2 separate regions of the Homo sapiens genome follow, and region 1 is linked to region 2. Evidence: read pairs that join two places in POLR2A ChIA-PET (ENCODE). Cell type or tissue: B cell. All regions are shown on one strand.

Region 1 (2,500 bases), 380 kb after region 2:
TCTCTGAAACCCACCACCTATCTCCCTTCCTCCTGACCATCAAGGCCCAATGACTCTGTCTTCTAGCTGAGGCCAGCTCTGACAAATTCTTGAGGTTCTAGACTCTGTACCTGCTCTGGGGACCAGGAATGGGTCCTTCTTCACTGCTGCTGCTGCTGCTGCTGCTGCTGCTGGAGGCCTCGTCTCCACTGGGGAGCCTGGCTTGGGGGCAAGGTTGACCAGAACTTCTCTCCCCGACCAGGCTCCCTGCTTGGGAGGCCTGAGAGTTTAGCACGATGTACTTGTACTTTTTCCAGTTGCAGGCCTTGGGGTCAGGGCTGGCTGGACTGGGGGGGCCTTGACTGCAGCTTCGAGATTCAGTAGGTGGGTCTGGGTGTCCTTCGGAGCGCCTGGGACTACCTGGTGGAGGGGCCGTTGGGGGTGTTGGGGGTTCTGCTTCCAGGGGGCGCAGGGAGATGCCCAGAGGTTCATAGCTGGGGAAAGTGTGATGAACGTTAGTGCCATTTCCTAAACTCTGCCTTTGCCCTTAACACCTCACCCACAGAGAACGCCGAGCCAGGGTCCCTCACCTGGCCTGGATGAAGCGGTGGCATGCCTGGACCACGTGCTCCATCTGCAAATAGGTGGCGGCCGCTAGGACTGCTGGTGCAGTGGCTGGAGAGAGGCGCAGGCGCGAAGTGTACATGAAGTCCAATAGAGGGGCGAAGCCTCTCGCTTCGGGACCCCCGGGCAGAGAGAGCACGTCCACCCCGACTCCCGCACGGCCCCGGAAAATTGAATAGAAGAAGCCACTAGAGAGAGAGCAGATAAGTCCTTTGGGGGCTGGGGAACCAAGGGAGACATGCGCAGCTTCAGGAAGCCCCGCCCCCTGAAAAAGTCCCGCCTCCTCACTATCACCCCGCCCCCAATTCTGGGACGCTCCGCCTCCTGCTTCTGAAAGACTTGGCTTCGGATTCCCTCTCAACGGCCCTGTGGTCCCACCCCTTTCCCATTTGGCCCCGCCCCAGGCCCCACCCCTCGAACCTGCAGGCGATGAGAACTGCCTTGTGTGCTCTGAGGGGTTGCCCGCCAACCAGCAGCGTGACGTCAGTGAGGATCCCGCGCAGGCGCAGCTCGTTGAGGTTGCCCAGCACGTCGGAGGAGTGGCGAGTGAACTCGCGGACGTAGCCCAGCGCTCCCTCCGGGGCGGCGGGGGAACCCATAGCGACACAGGCCTGTAGAGGCCGTGGAAAGTGCTCTGGATCCAGGCAGTCCTAAGACGCCTTCCCTCCTCTGTTTGCCTTTTCCTTCCGAGGTGCAACTAGAGCCAGGACTTCCAGCCCCTAGCCCCGGCACACGCAGCCTCCCTCCTAATTCTTCTTGTTCATTCTGCCCTCTACGACACCCTCGCTCCCTTGCCTCTTCCAGATCCCACAGCGCTTGGAGCCAGTTGAAGGTTCCACACCGCGGCGTCGTTGGCGAGCGTGGGGAATCCCGCGCCCATCGCCCTGGGTTCGACCCCCAGTGCCCCTCCAGCACCGCCACTCCCCTCTGCGCGCCTGTGTCTCAGGTGTCCAACCCTGCCTCGAGATCTCACGGCCTGCCGTCCACACACCTCCAAATCCCAGCCGAGGCTCCCTTCCCCGAACTACGGAATTCTGCGACTCCTATCTAGTCCCCAATCCCTAGTTTAGCCCAATTTCTGGGACTCAGGCTCGCTGATGGCAAGCTCCACACAAGCTCCTACCCTCTTGGGGGACCCAGGAGTCTGGCTCCCTCAGTCTCTTGTTCTTACCCCCGTCCTGCAGGGGCCGCGGCTTCTCTTCTTAAGGGGGGCGGGGTCTCTCTCCCCTCTTGGCCTCGGCTCCTTTATCTGGCCGGGATGTCGGGGGCGGGGGTGGAGGTGGGGTGAACGCCTGGGTCTGTATCCTTCCTTCCTCCCTCGCTCTCCAGATGGCGAGTCCAGGGCGGGGTCTCCGTCTCGAGGGCGGGACCTCAGAAACAAGGGGTGGTCGTAACGTAGGGGGTCTTGGGTCACTGCAAGTGGACACGAGGACGGGGATATTGGAATTGGGGAGGAGGTTAGGGATATCGAGGTTGGCAATACGGGAGTCTGAGTCGTCGGAAGGCCTGGGCCAGTGAAAATTGGTGTGTTGGCTTTTGGGAGGGTTTGCCAGGAGCCAACCTTTGCTGCAGGACAAAGTGCATACGGCAACCCCCTCTCCCTCTCTTGTACTGTGTTAAGGGAGAAAAGGGGGAGCCCAACGAGACAGCAGGTTTGGGCAGACGACAGTGGGCTCCCGTAGGGTCTCAGACGGGGAGGGTGTGGTGTGAATGACAGGCTACTCTACCCGGGCCTACAAAAAGGGGGGCTCTGGCCGGGCGGGGTACGGAGAGGGCGGATATGATTTCTAGTTGGTTTCCTTCCATTGTCCTGCGACCGGACGGCTCCGCCAGCTGCTTCCCCTCGAGGAGGTGGGGAAAGCCCCGAGGTGGGGGTGGAGGGGCGAGAGACGCTCGG
Region 2 (2,500 bases):
CCCCTCCACCGACCCGGCTTAGGTCCTACCTGGCTCAGCCCTGGGGCCGTGGTGCCTCCATCCAGGGCTCCGAGTGGGGGGCGAAAGGCCTTCGGGAGGGGGCGGCGGCCTCTGAGCCCCCGCGGCCCCGCAGGCCCAGCCCCCGCCCGCAGCGCCTCACCCGGCGGGGGAGGGGGATCGCCCCAGCCCCGGGGGGCGGGGCCGGGATCCAGTCGATCCCCGGGAAAAGGAGAGCTAGGGGATGGGATCAGGGGGAGCCCGAGAACAGGGAACCCCGCAGTAGGGACGATAGAGAAAGGAGGGGGCAACGGGACAGGACTAGATTGAGGATCCGCTGGTTCCGTGGGCCGGCTTCGAGGGACCAGAAGGCGGTCCAGGCGGAGGATCCTAAGGATCGGGTGCTGGAGGAGGAGTCCACGTTAATCCCCAGGGGCCCGGGGCCCGGGAGCGCAGGATCCGCGGTGCAGGGGCAGGGATCCAGCCGGAATCCTCGGGGAGGGGGAGGGATCTAGTCGATCCCGAGGGCGGGCGTGAGGGGGAGGTCCGGGGAGTCAGAGGAGGGCGGGAGCCGAGTCCAGAGCCCCGGGGCGGGGGTCAGCGCGGATCCTAGGAGGGAAGGCGGGGGTGAGGGGAGGCTTCGAGGGACGCTCAGCAGCCGGGAGGCCCGGACTCCTGGCTCCGCGCGCCAGGGCCGGCCCGCCCCGCGTCCATCCCAGCCCGAGAGTGATGATCCGCCGGCGGAGCAGCCGCAGCAGCCCCGCGCGTCACCGCGCGGCCGCCTCCCCCGCCCCCTGCCGAGAGAGCGGCGCACACCCCCCGCTCGCACCCCCCGCTCGCACCCGCCTGCCCGCCCGCCCTCCGGAGAATGGGGGGATTGGAGATGGTGGGAAGAGGCGGGAGCGGACAGACGGACAGATGGACGTAGCGGGCCAGGGCAGGGTGGAGACATTCCCCCGGATCTCCCACCCTCGGGGCTCTCGCGGTCTCGGAGGGCTGGCGGGGGGGAGAATATCTTAACTACAGGGGGCGGGGCATCATACAAAGAAGGCGGAGCCTTCAGACATGGGGGAGGGGCCATTTGTGCAGTGGGCGGGGTTTACTGGCAATAGGTGGGGCTTTGCTATCTTTCGGGCCGCCTCTTTTTGGTAGTGGGTTTGATTTGAAGCTGAACAGGAGGAGCCTGTGGAAAAAGGGGCGGAACTTTGAGAGAAGACCGGGATCTTTGGAAATTGGCCGGAGCATGGGGGTGGGGGGTTCGAAGAGGCGATCAACTTGGAAAGTGGGCCAATCCTTGACGCAAATCCCCCTAGTCCCGCCCTCAACCCCGCCCCCCCACTGCTTAGCTCCTCTGTTCCTAATTGGTGCTGGTTTCTCCGCCCGCCAGACGTCTTCGCCACTCTGCAGCGGTTTTACAAAGGCGGGTGAAGAGCGCAATGCTGAAATGAACACGGCCCGGATTGGGCGCCTGTGAACCTTATTTGCATGGGCGGTCGGGATTGGCTGGCCTCTTGGGTGGCCTGGGCGGCGTTGGTCCGGTGCGTCCTGTTCTACAGCTATGGCCGGGCCAGCTGCAGCTTTCCGCCGCTTGGGCGCCTTGTCCGGAGCTGCGGCCTTAGGCTTCGCTTCCTACGGGGCGCACGGTCAGGGGGCTGGGGACGAAGATGGGACTGTACTTGGGGCGTCCTCTGGGGTCTGCTGCAAGGGCGTAACCTATGGGAGGTGCCCGGCCTCTCGTTTATCAGACAGTCCGCGGAGCCCTAAACCTTTTAAAGTCCCCCAGCTGGGTCCAATTGGTTCCCAGTACTGCCCGAGCGTGTTCCCACCAATCGGAAGCTTCCTGGGGCGGGGGGGGGGGTGCCCTTTCTCGCCAATGTCCACCTGGGTCCCCCCGGATTGGGGGCGGTCAGGGCTGGCACTAGGACCGCTAACCTTTGCTTCTTTTCTCCACAGGCGCCCAATTCCCAGATGCCTACGGGAAGGAGGTGAAGTAACTGCGCTGGGGCTCCCTGACTCGTGGGTCTACGAAGGCACAAAGTCTGGGGTCCCTGGGGGAAGTGGGCGGGGAGAGGGTGGGGCGAGCCGCGGATCTCTGGAGCAGCAAAGGCCAAAGGCTCTGTAAGCCAAAGGCCTGGGATCAAGCTGGGACTTCAAGGGTGGGGTGGGGGAAGGAACTTTGGTCCCTTGTGTCATCAGGGGATCTCAGTACCTGTATTGCCTACGACATCCCTTCGTTTCTGTTTTTCTTACAGCTGTTTGACAAGGCCAACAAACACCACTTCTTACACAGCCTGGCCCTGTTAGGGGTGCCCCATTGCAGAAAGCCACTCTGGGTAATCTTTCCCTGCGCCTAACCCTGACCAAGCCCCACACACTCCCTCTCAGCCTGCCCTGTTCTTAACAATCCTGTTTTCTGTGCTGTGTCTCCTTCAGGCTGGGTTATTGCTAGCTTCCGGAACGACCTTATTCTGCACCAGCTTTTACTACCAGGCTCTGAGTGGAG

What was found. Peaks named below come from ENCODE experiments on the same cell type or tissue, not always from the same donor. Only the 100,000 strongest peaks of a DNase experiment are listed, where the experiment ranks them.
Region 1: POLR2A ChIA-PET joins it to region 2 with 7 read pairs; 4 of 35 experiments call an interaction of 5 or more read pairs at or near these places.

What each region holds. Positions count from the first base shown.
Region 1 is chr17:7,022,374-7,024,873 of GRCh38, reverse strand. BCL6B (BCL6B transcription repressor) reads right to left here and starts at 1,824. Exons shown (of 9, transcript NM_181844.4): 1 at 1,775-1,824; 2 at 1,024-1,214; 3 at 570-791; 4 at 111-473. The coding sequence starts at 1,202. In B cell, no CTCF peak of the experiment used is centred here; DNase peaks (open chromatin) are centred at 3 and 1,073; H3K4me3 peaks cover 1,399 bases; H3K27ac peaks cover 1,383 bases.
Region 2 is chr17:7,403,140-7,405,639 of GRCh38, reverse strand. TMEM256 (transmembrane protein 256) reads left to right here and starts at 1,543. Exons shown (of 4, transcript NM_152766.5): 1 at 1,543-1,640; 2 at 1,951-1,982; 3 at 2,250-2,330; 4 at 2,431-2,500. The coding sequence starts at 1,556. It overlaps TMEM256-PLSCR3 (TMEM256-PLSCR3 readthrough (NMD candidate)), which reads left to right and starts at 1,509. Exons shown (of 10, transcript NR_037719.1): 1 at 1,509-1,640; 2 at 1,951-1,982. It also overlaps a transcript of NLGN2 not described here. RefSeq lists a silencer at 735-1,064 and an enhancer at 1,555-1,734. In B cell, no CTCF peak of the experiment used is centred here; DNase peaks (open chromatin) are centred at 1,369 and 2,119; H3K4me3 peaks cover 2,439 bases; H3K27ac peaks cover 582 bases; H3K27me3 peaks cover 670 bases.